Linked DNA regions of Mus musculus: region 2 is linked to region 1. The links are chromatin loops, found by intact Hi-C in ENCODE. Cell type or tissue: heart. All regions are shown on one strand.

What was found. Peaks named below come from ENCODE experiments on the same cell type or tissue, not always from the same donor. Only the 100,000 strongest peaks of a DNase experiment are listed, where the experiment ranks them.
Region 2: a loop joins it to region 1, with 2.5 times the contacts of the local background. A loop is called at or near these places in 5 of 42 quality-filtered maps.

The regions. Positions count from the first base shown.
Region 1 is chr8:48,686,562-48,694,561 of GRCm38, reverse strand. It overlaps a transcript of Tenm3 not described here. Among named protein-coding and RNA genes, the nearest start is that of Tenm3, 16 kb to the right of the region's middle. In heart, a CTCF peak has its summit at 3,753 (motif pointing left); a DNase peak (open chromatin) is centred at 3,741.
Region 2 is chr8:48,751,070-48,759,069 of GRCm38, reverse strand. It overlaps a transcript of Tenm3 not described here. Among named protein-coding and RNA genes, the nearest start is that of Tenm3, 80 kb to the right of the region's middle. In heart, no CTCF peak of the experiment used is centred here; a DNase peak (open chromatin) is centred at 3,359.

The sequences.
Region 1 (8,000 bases):
AGCTAATTTTTGACCCAAAGCTTTCTTCTCTTGCTTTTTATATTGCATGTTTATCATTAGAATATTTCACTCTGCCGTTATTTTTTTTTGACATACAAATTTTATGCCAGAATACAAGGCGTAGAGACAAATAAACAAGGCATGTTTTTGCCATAATAGGCTCCTTGCTCTAACTGTCTCAGTTCCATGTTCAAGAGGAGGTATTGAAGTGCAGTGTAAAGATTGTGTAACAGACTGACAAGTGGATAAAATACACAAAAGACTTAGAACCCAATATCATGGTGGTGGGAAGTGATAACCTGCAGACACTTTTTTTTCCTTTCAAGAAAATTAATTTTTTAAATAAAATCATCTGTATGTTATTGCTAGGGTTTACTTGACACCAAATCACATGTGAATCAGACTTATTGTGTGGAAGACATTTAAGAGTAGTATGCAGCTGGGTTTGGTAGCATACTTCTTTAATCCTAGGATTTGTGAGGCCAAGGCAGGTGGATCTCTGAGTTCGAGGCCAGCCTGGTCTACAGAGTGAGACCCAGAACTAAATAGAGAAATCTTCATCTCAAAAACAAAACAAACAAAAAATGGCATTCCAGTATATTCTTCTACTGAGATAACAAAAAAGGTGAGGTAGAGAAGGGCCACGGTAATCAGACTTAAAAAGATGGTAGAGAATTTTAATTAGACTCAGTCTTTTCTCTTCCCAGCCATTATGTCCCAAATAGTGTTCAGCTAGAAAGCGTTAGCCACCGAAGCTGGGCGTCTTCATAAGTTGTCCCAAGAGTGAGAGAGCAGGTGAAGTGAGAGCCATCAATCATTAGTCAGCCCCGCCCCCATCTTCTCCCATTCACTGGACATGGGAGACCCAGGTTGGCGATGGGGTCCAGTCTGCAGAAAGTTCTGTGCTGGTGGTGAGTGAACATGCTACATGGAACAGGGGACATGTGACCACACCATTTAGCATCACACAATCAAAGCAGTTCCAGGATGTCTTAATGTGTTTACTGACACATCGTCATTCTCCCTTGAATATAGGAGAGATGATAATGAAGATAATGAAGCACTCTGCTTAAAAAAGCCATAGATTGTTAACAAATAACAAGCTTTGACGACCAGCGAGTGGAGGAATGAAGCCGCTATTATTCTTTCCTGAAACTGCAGAGGCATTGATTTACTATAGAAATAATTGCATTATAATTGCGTGTGACTTTTCAATGCTGTTTGGAATCTTTTATTCCTTTCAGTGTGCCACCAAAATGTTTAGTGCTTCAAAGGATGCCATAAACACCCTAGCGGAGCATTTGTTGAACTAGAAAATTAGGTGCGATTAGACTAATAAACCAATCTCGCGGGGAGCTCTTCGCGAGGACGAGGGTTTCTTCAGAATCTGTTCCTATGGCATTCTGTTTCCTGACATTTTAACCCTAATTTGTCTTCCTTTTAACTAGATGCTTTCGGAGACACCCCGTTTCTGTTTGTTCTACCCTCTTCGCTTCTGCCAAGTGCTTTCTTATGCTTCTCTGTCTTGACCTTCCCTGGAAGGGTAACTCCCACAGGATGACTGCTGGTCATCTGCAACCCTGAGTATGTGTCTGGGTCACCATACCTGATTTCAGTGTGATGTGTGATCCTTACTTTGCCAATGCTCTTGGTGGCGGTGTCTACAGGAAAGATGTTCCTTTGTTGTTTATGATGGTAGAGAAGTCAGAGATCTGGTAATAATTGTCATTAGCTTTCCATATTCTGCAGTTCTTACTGAATGGGGTGATTTGTACTGCGTAGGAGAAGGCTAAGATGAGAAGAAGGGCTGGCACTACCAGGCTCTATCTGAGAGCCCAGTAGGGTTGCACTAAACAATAGGGAATGCAAGCAAGTGATCTTTCCTATTAGGTCAGTATGTATAAATTACACTGACCTATACTTTATTTACTTAAAAAAGTTTACCCTTCCTTCCTGTATTTTCTCATAGGGCAGGAAACCACACTTGTATTTGAAATATGTTTTCTGAACTGGGTTAATGCGGCTGACTTACGAGAGCATACATGAGTACATTTGTAACTTAGGGTACATTTTGTAAGCGTGTTGTAAAATAACCTGGACATTCACTCCTCGAATCTTGAAGCATTTGGATCCATTGCTTAAGGAACGTGTGTCACAAACTGTTCTAACAACAACAACAAAAAAATTCAATTATAATAATTGGACATTTTCTATTTATTTTGCATTACTATTAGCCCCGCAGTTTTTAGTACTCATAACATTATGAACTCCATCAAAGACTAGCCCCACGGGCCCTGAGGACTTGGGCCAATAACATAATGGTAAGTCGCATCATGTATATAGTTCATCTGCCTAGTGTTTTGAGGTTTTCAAGTTGTATCCACTAGGAAGGCTCTGTAGATAAAGGATGAGAGGGAAAGGCATTAGGTACATTAGTTGAAATTGGCATCATGATGCCAAACTGTAATAAGCCTTAAGGGAGCTCACTGTTGAATCTACTCAATTGAATGCTGCAATTTCCCATAACAATTTAAAAGGCCTGCAGGCATGCTAAAGTCATAGCTGGATCTTTCAGTTAACACTCTGTAACATGACCCCAAAGCCTCATTTACATCACAGCAATTAAAATATATTCCACATTACATGCTTGCTACCATGTACTAGAGAAATAATTCGACCAAGTGCTGTGTTTTCCAAAACACAGTCATGAAAAATCAGAGAATTCACAATTTCTTCTCTCCAAAGTGATATTTTCATAGCGTACATGATTACTGGGGGTCATGTGTTTATGAAGGGGCAGAGGGCAGAGCAGGAGAAGAAGATGCAGTCAAGATGCCTGATAGTTAGTAGTCAAGACTATTTGGTGGCCCACGTGAAATTAGGTTCGTGGTCTTCGTCTGCTCCATAGGTGACAGGTGTCCAATATGCAAAATTATTACAGCAATCAGTGCTAATTGGCCCCCTACATGTAACCAGAAAGTAGAGGGACCAAAAATTAAATGAGTATTAAAATAATTCACCTCCTACCTGCAGAAATGCTATCTCTAGACAGGGGTAGAAACCTCCACAGAGCCCATTTAGGAAGCTGAGGGAAATTTTCAATGGCGCCCAACCTTGGAAGGAATTATTTGTACAAATTAGAGTCCTTCACCAGTGCTACTGCAAATTTAATTAAAATCTCTCAGCATATAGATTATTAACTGACAGGACATCTATTTATTTGTCTGGTTGTTGGTTGGTTTTGTTTTCTCAGAACAGGGTTTCTCTGAATTCCTTTGTAGACCAGGCTGGCCTCGAACTCACAAGGATCCACCAGCCTCTGCTTCCCAAGTGGTGCGATTAAAGGCATGCGCCACCACGCCTGGGTAGCATGCCCATTTTTAATGAGATGAGCAGCAAATTAAATTTATCTGACAGCAAAGCCACCATGGCCAGAATGGGATCCTATCTTCTAGACAATTGCTGGTGCACTTTGGCAATGCCTTTCCAACTGCAGAAACACAGACAAAATTGACTCACTTCTCACTGTTGTGGTGGCTTTATATTTATCGAGTAGCCACAACTTAGCAGATTACCTTGAGAGTGTGGTTTGTTTGCTTGTTTGTTTTTTTTAAAACAATTGTCTGAACACGTCGCCCTGGTATTAAGCAGTGGCAGAAGTCCAGCTTTGACACTTGGCAGGCAGGCAGGCAGCCGGAGAACCAAGTGTGCTGACTTTCTCTGTGCGTCTACTGGAACACTCTTGCCTGCACTGCCCTTTTGTGGTCAGGAAGAGCGGTGAAAGAATCCTGCTTCAGCAGACATCTGAGAAGGCACCAGCTTCAGCTGCTGCCCAGCTCCACTTTAACTCTCTGCCTTGCTTTATAACTGCCATTAGTGGAAACATGGGAGTGAATTTAATGGCTTTTCTTGCTCCCAAGCCTTTGTGCTCATTATTGAAAGGGCTTCCTTTGTGCCGACAAAGTCCCCTCCTAGGCACCCACTTGAGCAACAACGTGGGACAGCCTGAATTACAGCCCCCAGCCCCTCAGCAAGTGTCTCTGACCCAAGTTGAGCCATGTCTACCGACCTTCTAAAAATGTCTGAATTATGCACTTATCTATCTTTCTGATGTAAAACATCCAAGAAATCCAGGGCCAAGTGATTGAATGCACGTTTCCTATTTTTACTTAACTAACTGGCAGCATTTAGACGGAGCCAAAGTGCTCAGTGTGCGATGCATACACACTTTACGATGTATGACTAAACTTAAGATGTCAAAACATTGAATTAGGTGAGACTACACCTCGGGAAGCATATTTATAGTCCTTGATACGGTTACATTTCAGTTTGCTTAAAAACAAATAGTAAACACTGGTGGTGTAAAATATTACAGGAAACCTCCATGTGCAGCCAACTTCCCAGGCTGACTGTAACAACATTGGTCCCAAGTCTCATGATGTTAGAAGCTAAATCTAACCCCAAGTAGCCTATGGCATCTTCACAGCGCACCAAGAGGGTCTGTTTCTTTTTCAGTGTGTATATGTGTCTATGGACGTTCATGTGTATGCAGGGACACATGTGTCTATCTATATAGTCTATATGTCCATGTGTGTGCATGGATATAAAGCCCAGAAGTCAACCTCAGATGTTATCATCAAGAACCCTTTGAGGTAGGATCTCTCACTAAACCCTGAGTCCACCAGTTAGTCCAGACGCCCACTAGTTAGCAAACCCCATGGGTTCCACTGGCTTCATTCCCTAGCACTGGGACGACAAGCTTGGGCCACGATACCCAGCGGTTTTATGTGTATTCTGGGACTCGAACCCAAGTCCCCTTCCTTATAAGCAAGCAATTTGCCAGCAGTTCCCAAGAGGGGTTCCTTCAGATTTTTTGTGGCCACTTAGGCTCTCAGACTGAATCCAAAGTCCTTTTGAAACCCTGGAGCAACTCTACCATGGGCTTTTCCATTCCCTTAGAGATACTCACTTCAAGGAGGAAAAGTGTTTTGAGGGAATCTGTTCATATATATCTTTCTTCCACTGGACCTCATTACATTGAGGGACTATGTTCCATTCAACACTGGACCCTGCTTCTCCCTCCCTGGGAGTTTGTGAAGAAGGTGCCATTTGGTTGGGCTGGGGCTTTTCAGACTGAGATCAAAACTGTCCTGTAGGCAGTAGACAGAATGCATGTTTATTATAGCAATTTTGCCTGTGGGTTACCGAGGCGTGAATAACGGCAGTTATCCTTTATTCTCCAAGTACTTGTGGGTAGTTATCAGGTATCCACCTAGTTGTTACTAAAATAAACCTAACATAGCTCTTTGAATCCAGAGCCTCTTAATCAGCTTTATGGCTGCCCTTGAAAGCCCCTTCAGTGTTTGCCTACCGCCTTCTGCAACCAAGACATAAATATTTGGATAACGTTATATATGAAATCATTTTGAAATTATTCGTATGGAGGCTGTGCTCTCCACCTCGTTCTGTGGAGGAATTTCTGAATAAGCGCATAAAAATTCACGACTAAAATTCCATTCAAAAATTTTAGCAAAATACCAGTTTCCTTCTGCGTGTCTTAATTCCTTGCTGTCTGACTTCTGTAACTGAGCTTGGATCCATTTTTAATCCACCTAGTGCCCTTAGGTGACTAATGTGGATGTTACTCTTGCACATGGGACAAAGTTCTTGACCTAATGATAGTAGCTGGATTTTATCAAGTATGCATATGCCAACCACCACACTAAACACCTTGAATTTATTTTAATCTCTTCTAATCTTCATGGTCTGTCTACAAGAAGGCTATTAGTGTGTGCTTGCTAGGAAATTAAATATAGGAGACAGAGCCTTAGAGACTTTATGCAACCACTTAAGGCCACATGTCTCATCAATGGTAAATAGTGAGAGCTAGACTTTACACATGAGTTTGTATTGTTGAAACTCCTGCACTGTCTTGTTCTTTACGCTTGTATCAGTATAGATATTTTTAGTTGAAAAAATGCAGGCTAGGAACATATTGTTTCCGAATCTGTTTCTAAATCGTATTTCTGTCTCTGAGGTCTGTTTCTTCTTTATAGACTGCAATGGCAGGCAGTCTTTCTCCAGAAATGTAAACAAGCTCCAAGTTTACAGCCTCCCAGATTAGTAACAGCAATGAAATGAAATAGGCTTGCAGCCAGTGGCTTTATCAGATGTCCCGGGACTGACCTTACCGGCACGAATTAGGTCACAGGTCCTCTCCTGTGCAATCACTGACATCGAGTGTCAGGGCCACATGAACCAACTCTCTCATCTCCACGGAGGGAAACACAGGTTTGCAAGGAGGATTCCAGTGACCATGAGGAACCCCATGAGCGTAGCCTGTCCCCATGGATAACCGGACCACATGGGGTGGAAGACAACTAAAGAGAATTGGGCCCATGTCCCCATCTGAAACATATAATACCATACATTCCATTGGCCCTTTATTTTTAGAGGAGCAGCTTGGAAATGTTTTCAGTATATTCAAGTGTCTTGTTGGCCTTGGATTCTTTTCCTTACTCCTCCGATGAGTTTCATTTGGTTTTTATTTTTGCTTCCCCCGTACTGGGTTCTCAGCAGATTTAAATATGATGGTATTTTCAATAGGACAGCCTCATGATTGTTAACAGTGGGTCTCTTGATATCCTGAATCAATTTGTTAAAACCCTTTGCTGTTCCCTGCAGTCCCCCTTTCTTTCTGTCTGCTTTGTTTGTTTTTATTTATTGTTTTGTTGTTGTTGTTGTTGTTGTTAAATGTTACTGTTTGTCTTTTTGAGACAGCATCTCCTTAAGTAGGCTTTCCTGGGACTTTCTTAGTAGCTGAGGTTCACCTTGAACATATATTTCCAATGTAAGCCTCTTGAGTATTGGGGTTGTTCGTGGGATTTTCATTGTTTAATTCTCCTGCTTGTTCTAAGATTTTGATGTGAAGGCAGTGACTGAGGATACAGGTGTGATGGCTAGGAATGAAATTCAATCTATAAAGTGATACCAAGAAAATCTAAATTTGATCCCCAGAACCTATGGAAAAAAAAAAAGTCAGGCGTGGTGATGTGTGCTTTTATAGTCCTGTCCCTAGGGAGGCACAAATAGGTGACTGCCTGCATGTCCCTGGCCAGCTAGTCTAGCCCTCATGGTAAGTCTCAGGCAACTGAGAGACCCTATCTCAAAATAAAACAGTAAATGGCACCTAGGGAACAATGGTTGAAGCTGTTCACAGGCTTCCATACATATACACACATGCACACTCAAACATATGCACATGGGCCAACACATACACACTCATGCATACACACATGCAGCAGCACATACATGCTCATACACACTTACAAACACATATACATACATGTACCAGCACATGCACACACTCATACATATAGACATATAAATTCAGAGACACAAAAAGATTTGGAATAATGAGGAATGGGTTCAAATTCTGATCAGCTGCTGTCTGTATGATCTTGGGCAAGTCAATCAATCCCTTTTGGTCCTAGCTCTCTTGTACGAAGTGGGATTTATAATTCTTAGCAAGATTATTGTAAGGGTTAAGTGAGGGCATATATGTAGAGCACCTGCCATATTTTAAGCACTCGATAAATAACCAAGATAGAAATTAATAATTCACCAGAAGCTTTTCTGGCCACTCTTAAGGAAAGGACTCTGCGCAGCAATTAGGGAAATGACATCAACTCTTTATCTCAGAAGCCCTTTCCAACTGTCACCAGGCCCATCAGATGGGACTTTAAGTCATGGATAGCTCCAGCCATTTTTAAACCATCTAGAAGGCCAGCTTGTCTTTTTCTCTACAACCTAAGGTTTGGATTCGGGTTCCTGTGGTTTATTGACAGCATAGAAATAAAGGAAGAGTAAGATACTTGAGTGTGAGCCCCAGTGTGGCCACAATGGTGGCTGGACTTGAGACTTTGTCTTAGCGCTATTCACTTTATTTCCTGTTCCTTAAAACTGGTAATTCAAAGTCTCTACATGCAAAATACTTAGTG
Region 2 (8,000 bases), 65 kb before region 1:
GAGGACTGCAGCTCAAAATACTGTTGTATTCCACTGAGGAGTTTTTTTCCTTTTGTTCTGAGTTGATTTTAGCCTCTTTTGCCACACCCCCAAAATACAGCGCCTATAGGAGATGCTTGGCACTCTTACTAGCTTCTCTACTGTTTGCCATCTTCATGGTGCACGTTGTAAACCTTAAATGTACATCCGATTAAATATATCTGCATGTGCATGCACGTGGATCCGCCTATATGAGAGGATCCATCTCAGCTGTAAAATGTGTAACTCGCTGGTGTAACTTGCTATATAAGTCGGACGGACGACGGAATCTTTAGGAATGGATGGATATTTGACATCACAGCCCACCCTATTGATTCCTCTCCTGGTGCCTCCTCAAGCTCCATTGGAGGGCCTCGCAGTTCAAAAGGGAGCAGAGGAGATGGAGTCAGCCTTGTCACTACTAATTGGTGTCTTACATGGATAAATTATCTCCTTATCAGGTGTCGCTTCACTCCGTGACAACATAGCGTCAAGAACATTCATTAAGAATGCTCAGCGAGTGTATTTTTATACTCATAGATATTTTGGGGGGGAATGAACCTTCAAGCTTTTGAAGGACAGGAACTGATTTCAGAAATCCCTCTCTCCTAGCATTATGGTTCCTATCTTCGTCTCTTTCTATAAAATGATGAATTTTTGTATGATGACTAAAAAACTCTGTACAAAATGTTTCTGTAGAGTTTTGAGCACAAAGGCACCAGTATCTTTCCCTTTGTAATTCATAACCCTGGATTTTTTTTTTTTTTTTTGGTAGAGTCCCACTGTGTACATGCATCAGAGGTCACCAGCAAGCCACCCTTGGGTTGGACTGGTGGATGGAGTCTGACCCTGATCTTATATTATCTTGGACTTCTGACTCCGTGGCTTAGATTATGTAAATGTGTTTTAATGATGTTGATGATGGATTAAACACTCAAGTATCTTTGTTTCATATTTTGTTTCCTTGTCAGAAATTACGCTGTACAGGAACATCCCGGTGGAGTATCGTTTAAACTTCCTTGACTTTACATTAATGTTACTTTAATATCAGCTCCAGCCCTACCTCCTTTCCCCACCCCCTTTTCAGTAAACAAATATAGGGCCCGTGTTGAGGCGAGGATTTGGGGGGAGCTTCTGGAAAATCATTCCTCACATTTTAAAGGTTGTTTGTAATAACTTTGCTTATGCTGTAAAAATGTTAATAGCTTCTGAAGAATAAAAACCCCGTAATAATTGCCCATCTATAAGCAGAGTCTTACGGCTTTAGCTGCAATCTATGGTCCCGAGTGGAGAAAGAGTAACATAATACCTTCTATTTATGCATGGTTTATGAACTGATTTTCACTCGGGGCTTTGTATTTATAAAAATGCATCTCACTTCATATGCATTTTAACCATTTAATATTTGATTTGCCAAGGGGGCACAATTTTGTTTTTTAAGATGCACCAATATGAGCTTAGACTATGGGTATCTGCACTATTCGGTGTATCCTAAAAGAGTTCTGAAAGATGACTTTGTAAGATCAGACCCCAATTATAGGTCCTTGGGCATTTTAGTAATTCATAAAGCTCAATTTCCATTTCTCTTGCTAACATAAGTCATATACCAGTAACAAAGAAATTCCTTAATGAATTGGTTGAATATAGTGTATGTAACATTGAAGAATGTTTCCAATTCTAAAATTTGGAAGGATGGTGTTTAAAAGCACTGTAGTTAGTTATCTCAACAGGTGGTAGCTGGTAATTGATAATTATATTTAAAGTATGTGCATTCATTGTGGTTGGTAGTAATATAGCATTTTTATCCCCAGATCTCAAAGCATGTGTGAATAAATATGCATTATTTCCCTATTTTAAATAGCCAGAGACTCACTGAACGTTAATTAGATATAAGCAGACAGAGATATAAGCAACATGTCCCTTGCTTGCTTGGAGCTACTAAAAAAGTCTTCCCAGAAACTGGGATAAAGAACACAATGTACCTGCTCTTAAAATAACTGCATGCAGGGGCTTGGTTCCAGCTCCAAGTGAAGCCCTTGTATACAATGACCTTGCACACATCTTCCCTTCAAGGTCGTGTAATCCCAAGGAATCCCAGGTCATAATCATTGTGAATCCTGGTCTTCTACCTCTAGCTGTTCAGCAGGTGAACCAAGGATAGCCAGATGACAGCATTCCTTCCACCTTCCATAGAACTTCCAAACCTTAATGATGCTTTTAATTGGGGAAATATTTACTGGCTACCCACCATATGGTGAGGTTTTTTTTTTTTTAGATGCTTGCAACAGAGCAAAGATGAGACAATCAGGCCTGTAATGGAGTTGGCACTCCTGGATGAAAAGATTATGTGTGCCTGTTCCACCTGCCCACAGCCTTGGCCTACCAATCTCCACCCATCCGCACAAGGATGGTGTCTCACCTCATTTGGGAAACACTTTCCCATCCTGCATCTCTCCATCAGATATGGAAATGTTCCTGAGGTCTGCTCTGTATGGTTTGTGTTAATCTTAGATTTTATTGATGTTGAGAAAACAATAGGTATATGAAACATGACTTTTCATGCTATATAAAAACCAACCCCCTTCTACATCCTGTGCTGCCTTGATCGCAAAACACAAAACGGCAAATTTCACTGGCAAACAATTGGGTGCAAGTCTCCTTACTAAAGACCCAGAGCAGTGGGGGTCCCTCCTGGGCCAGGGACTCTCCAATGTCCACAGTCACCTAGCCCAAGCCAGTTCTGTGCTGCAGGAATGGGAGTGCCCCTTGCTAGAGACCCTGGGTTACAGGCCTCTGGAGAGTGTCTGGTTTTCATGCTAGGCATCTTTCTTTTCAGCAGATTCCAGAAGCATCTGAGTTTGATTTTCCAGTCTCTGTCTTCTTCTTCTTTGCTCTTCTCAGTATCAGCTTCCATTCACCAAATGTTTGGCTCTCTAGACTGTTTCCCAAAATTCCAGGCTCGCTCTGATCAGGTACTTACAAAGGTGCTGGTGTGAAAATGGCAATGGAGCAGATAAGCTTGCCCTCCTATAGAGATAATCCTGGAGTGGAGAGGAGTGGGGAGTAGTTATCTCTATACCAATAACCCCTTCTAACGATAACGAGTGTGCCTATTTTAAAATCTGGATCAGGACAACCTCAGTGTTGTTCTTAGCAATAGTTCATTAAATGTGGTATCAGTGTGTCCATTTGCTCGGGTTGCTAGCTCCTGGGCAGCTGCTTGCATTCTTGGCACAGGGACACAACCCTGGCAAGCAGTAGCAGGAGTTTCTGTCCAGAGGGTGATGTCCGGGCAGAAATGTCCCTGCTTTTCACTGCACGAGGACCTCTCAGCTGTTTCAAGAGTGAAACTACCATCCTAGAATAGCAGTGACGTAGAGCTGAGGGGTGCCAGCCACCCTTTGCTCTTTGTACTAGGGCTGGCCCTGTAACAGCTGGTGTTCGTACACATCGCTGGCCTCCCAGGTCTCCCGTGCACTGGCTCAGGCTCTGCAAAGTTCCAAAGAGTTGTTGAATGATACACAGCCTCAAAAGATCTGGGGGGCAGGAGGGGGAGAAAATAATAGCTGGAAACTACCCTGGATCAAATTGGCCAGCGTCCTGTCTGTTTTGCATAGTTTTGTGTGTGTATGTAATATGCATTTCAAATAGTTCGCTTGAACTCTCCTGCTAGCTGAAAGTGCAATTAAACACCCCCAATTCAGAATTTCTCATTCCTTGAACCACAGGTATATTCAGCAGTTTTGTTTGGTCTTATTTGAGGTGTCTAAAGGAATTAATTGTTGGTAGCTTGCATATAAATGTTCATTCCAAGATAGGCTCTGCAGCGTTGCTGGCCTTTGGTCTGAAAGGGCTTAGCATTTCATCATTATTCAGCACTATGGCTCTCCCCTCTGCCCTGGCTCCATTGCTGGACTTGTAAAGAGTGCAGACTAGGGTAGCCCTTCATTGCAGACTAAGCACAATTAAAGAAAAGAGGGAAAAAGTACCCTAGAACCTGTCACCACCGTGGTTAGACCAGATTTATAGGAGCTTCAGCAAATGGTCTATTGTATGCCTTTCACCTATGCCAAGAAGATGGTTGGTTGTCCATTAAAGACATTCTAGATACCATTATCTCTGAAGTATAGGGGGGGATGGGATTTCAGGGGGAGGAGTACCTCCATGTGTCATCTTAGCATCTCCTTCGAATAAGCCAAGTCAGGAACACCCAGAAATTGCTACCCGTGACCCAAATCCCAAGGTACCTTCTCTGTTATCAGCTTACGGATTAGAAGGATGTCAGGCAATGTGGGAGATTCCTACATAGCTGCTGCTAGAGTTCTCGGCAGAAGGACATGTGACCAGCCTCGCTACATGTTCTACTGGTGGCATAGTTCATCACAGAGCAGGCCGCTCGCTCACCAGTCACATATTTCTCTGCATTACATGTTAATTTGACCCAGGATGCTGACTGCCATGTATGTTATAATTTCAGGGGGGAAAAAAAGTATATTCCAAATCCCTGAATAACTACCTTAAAAACAGACTTCTGAAATACAAACTGTTTGTAAGTTGTGGCCCACCTGTGTTTGGCAGTCCAGTATTCATTCTTTCAAATTTTTATTCTTCTTTTTCTTGTTTGTTTGTTTGATTGATTGATTGATTTTCGAGACAGGGTTTCTCTGTATAGCCCTGGCTGTCCTGGAACTCACTCTGTAGACCAGGCTGGCCTCGAACTCAGAAATCCGCCTGCTTCTGCCTCCCAAGTGCTGGGATTAAAGGTGTGCGCCACCACCGCCCTGCAGTTTTATTCTTCTTATGGAAAAATCCCCCTGTAAACTTAGTCAGAGTTTTGGTTCTTTGCCTAACAGATATTTCCTTTGTTCTCTGGTCGTATACTTGCCAGTACCTAGGTCACTCATACAGGTTATTTCTAAGCATTAATATCTTCCCATTTTAGTGAAATGTTTTTGGGTAAATCCTTTACCAAGGGACAGTATTCTAGGTGACAAGAAGGCTTCACCCTCCCCTCCCTACCCCCCATTATGCAATGTGTCACTTAGGAAGGAGCAATTGTCTCTTCTTCAAGAAGGTACACAGGCCTGCAAGGTCTGCTAGAAATCCCCTAGACTCTCTGGGGTGCAGTCACAGGCTTTTGATTCAGCTATCTGAAATGATTTAGTCTTGATGTAGCTGCTTCCTCTACATTTCAGCCTCCCACACTCTCTAGGTCCTCTGACTGTGTTTGTAGCATGTTTCTTCATAGTATGTTTCTTCCAATTTGAGTGTTAGGATGTGGTTCTTGGTTTGTTTATGAGCCTATATAGTCACAGAAGCTAACCATAGATCAGTGGTTCTCAACCTTCAAATGCCCTGGTCCTTTAATACACAACTTTCATGTTGTGATGACCCTAACCATAAAATTGTGTTGTTGCTACTTCATAACTGTGATTTTTGCTACTGTTATGAATTGCAATGTAAATATCTGATATCCAGGCTATCTTATATTGCCATGTCTGGGAAAGGGGTCGCAACCCACAGGCAGAGAACCACTGCCTTACCTTCAAGTTCACTGCGAAGCCTGCATTGTGGAGAAGATCCTTTCTATTCTCCAAATCCTTGGACATTAATTTTAGCATCTCCAACCTCTGGCTTAAGAACCTTTCAAGCATCCAAGCTTATGATGTATAGAGAGCTGGTCCCCCAGAGGAGGAAACCCTTATTGTTGGAGAAACAAACCCCGCCCTGTAGGGCACACCTCTCCTTATCTACAGGTGCTGTGTGCATATGTGCAAATATGTATACCCCACAACAACCTCCTTTTCTCTGAAGTTGCTGGTGACTTTCTTTTATACCCCAAACTCTGATTCACACAAAGGCCTGAGAGCATATATGCACACAGAACCTTTTATATGTACACAGTATTGTTCAGAAGTGAACATGTAGAACCCAATGAGGTTCACACATGTAGTGTCAGGAGGAAGAATAAAGGTTTGTGTGTCTAGAGTTTCCTTCATTCCAACGGTGTAGTGTGCTCTCGTTACATCCTATCCTTGTGAAGTCACATCTTTGTGTGGAGATCAAGCACTAACTGAATTGTTGCAAACAGGGAGAAAGTGAAGAGCAAAGGAGGAAATAGTCAGACTGGACCTTGAGCTGGTCTTGAACTTCAAAGTAGACCAGAGTGGTTTCTGTCAGACAAGATGTTATAAGTGAAGACTAATACGGGTGTGAAAAAAGAGAAGCAGGCAGGGCTCTACCCAGAAGCTGAGCAGCAGAAGACAAGAGCTAACTGGTCGACCTTCAGGTAGGGTGCCATGCTCCACTTAAGCTATTACTGTTGGACACATACTATATACAAATAATGGTATCAGCACTGAGAATTCCCCATCCTTTTGGTGGTTTATTTGTGTCTTTTTGTTTTTAGGTGTACTTATTTTAATTTATGTAAATGAGTGATTCCACATGCATGTGTTATATGTGTGCTATGTCTCTACTTGGTGCCTATGAAGACCAGAAGACACTGGGTCCCTGGGAACTATAGTTACAGGTGATTGTAAGGTATCATCATCAGGTTGCTGGGAACCAAACCCAGGTCTTCTGCAAGAGTTACTCTTAACTACAAAGCTGTCTCTCAACCCCCCAAGTGTAATTTTTAATTAAAAAAAATTATTTGTTTAGGCATGCGTGTGTTTGTCACAATGTCTATGGAGGTCAGAGGACAGCGTGTGGGAGTTGGTTCTCTCTTTCCAAGATGTTTCATGATGGCTCCTCAGGTTTTCAGGTCTGGTGGCAAGAGCCTTTACCTTTGGAGTCAGGCTCAGGTTTGTCCTTTCTAGACCTTTCTCTCAAGATCAAAGAAAAGTAATGAATAGCTTGAGGCTGGCAAGCGCCTGCAATCAAATTTGCATTTCCTTGGCTCCATTGTACAAATCATTACAGGGAGGGACTTTGAGTAGGTGGAGAGGATTACAATGGCGGATCCCTTCTAATTCCCCGATTAGCCAATTACTCCCCTTTCAAGGTATTATATACTCTTTTCTTCAAGAACAAAAGTTTACCTGAGATTGTGGCTTTTGTTTGGCTACCAAACAATTGCGCAATTACCTAAAGCTTTGCATTTTATAACAAGGCATCATATTTCTGAAATTCAGGCTTTGGGAATAGTGAGTTCAAGGAATGTTCCTTAATGGCCCACTTCCTGCAAATCTCTTTGCAGTTACTCTTATTACTCCCAAATTCTTGTGGCTGATAAGAAATGACAAACTATAGTATGTTTGGTTAAATAGACCATATGCCTATTTGTTATATGGCATTAATTCTCATAAACCATCCCTTCAGCTCTACTAAGTGCCTGGTCTCTCCATCTGATATGTTCCTCCATAGCCAGTCATATGATATTTCTCTTTCATATGATTTTTATAATGGACCATACACGTGTTTTTGTAAATTTTAAATAATTTAATGGGAAGTGCATATGTAAAAATGTTTATGTGCTAAATAATTTACACGTGAAGACAATTCAGCAAGGTCACTCTGGTCTGTAAAGTATGAATCTTGTTTTTAATGAAGTCAACAGAGTTCAAAGGAGCTTGAATTTATAACAGGTCATCATAGGCTCTGAAGCAGTAAGTTTCATTTGTCTTACATAAAGTGCAGATCAGGCTGTTGAGCTCAGCCTGTATTTGGTGTGTAACATTAAACTCTGAGATCATACAGCATTCTGGAACCCAGACTCATTCAGAAGTCAAGGGGTTTGTTTGTTTGGTTGGTTGGTTGGTTTTGTTTTGTTTTAATTTATAACGAGTGATATGGTGAACATTCCATTTAACACAAATAACAAAGTCTGAGGCTGCACCTGGGGGCAGGGTGGGGGACAACCACAGGGGCATTTCCTCGATAAAACTCATGAATATTAAGATGTAGACAGAACAAAATATGTAACTAAGTACAAGTTTCTTTAGCCCAATAAGTTTTCTTCATTCTGTTTTTGTAGGCTT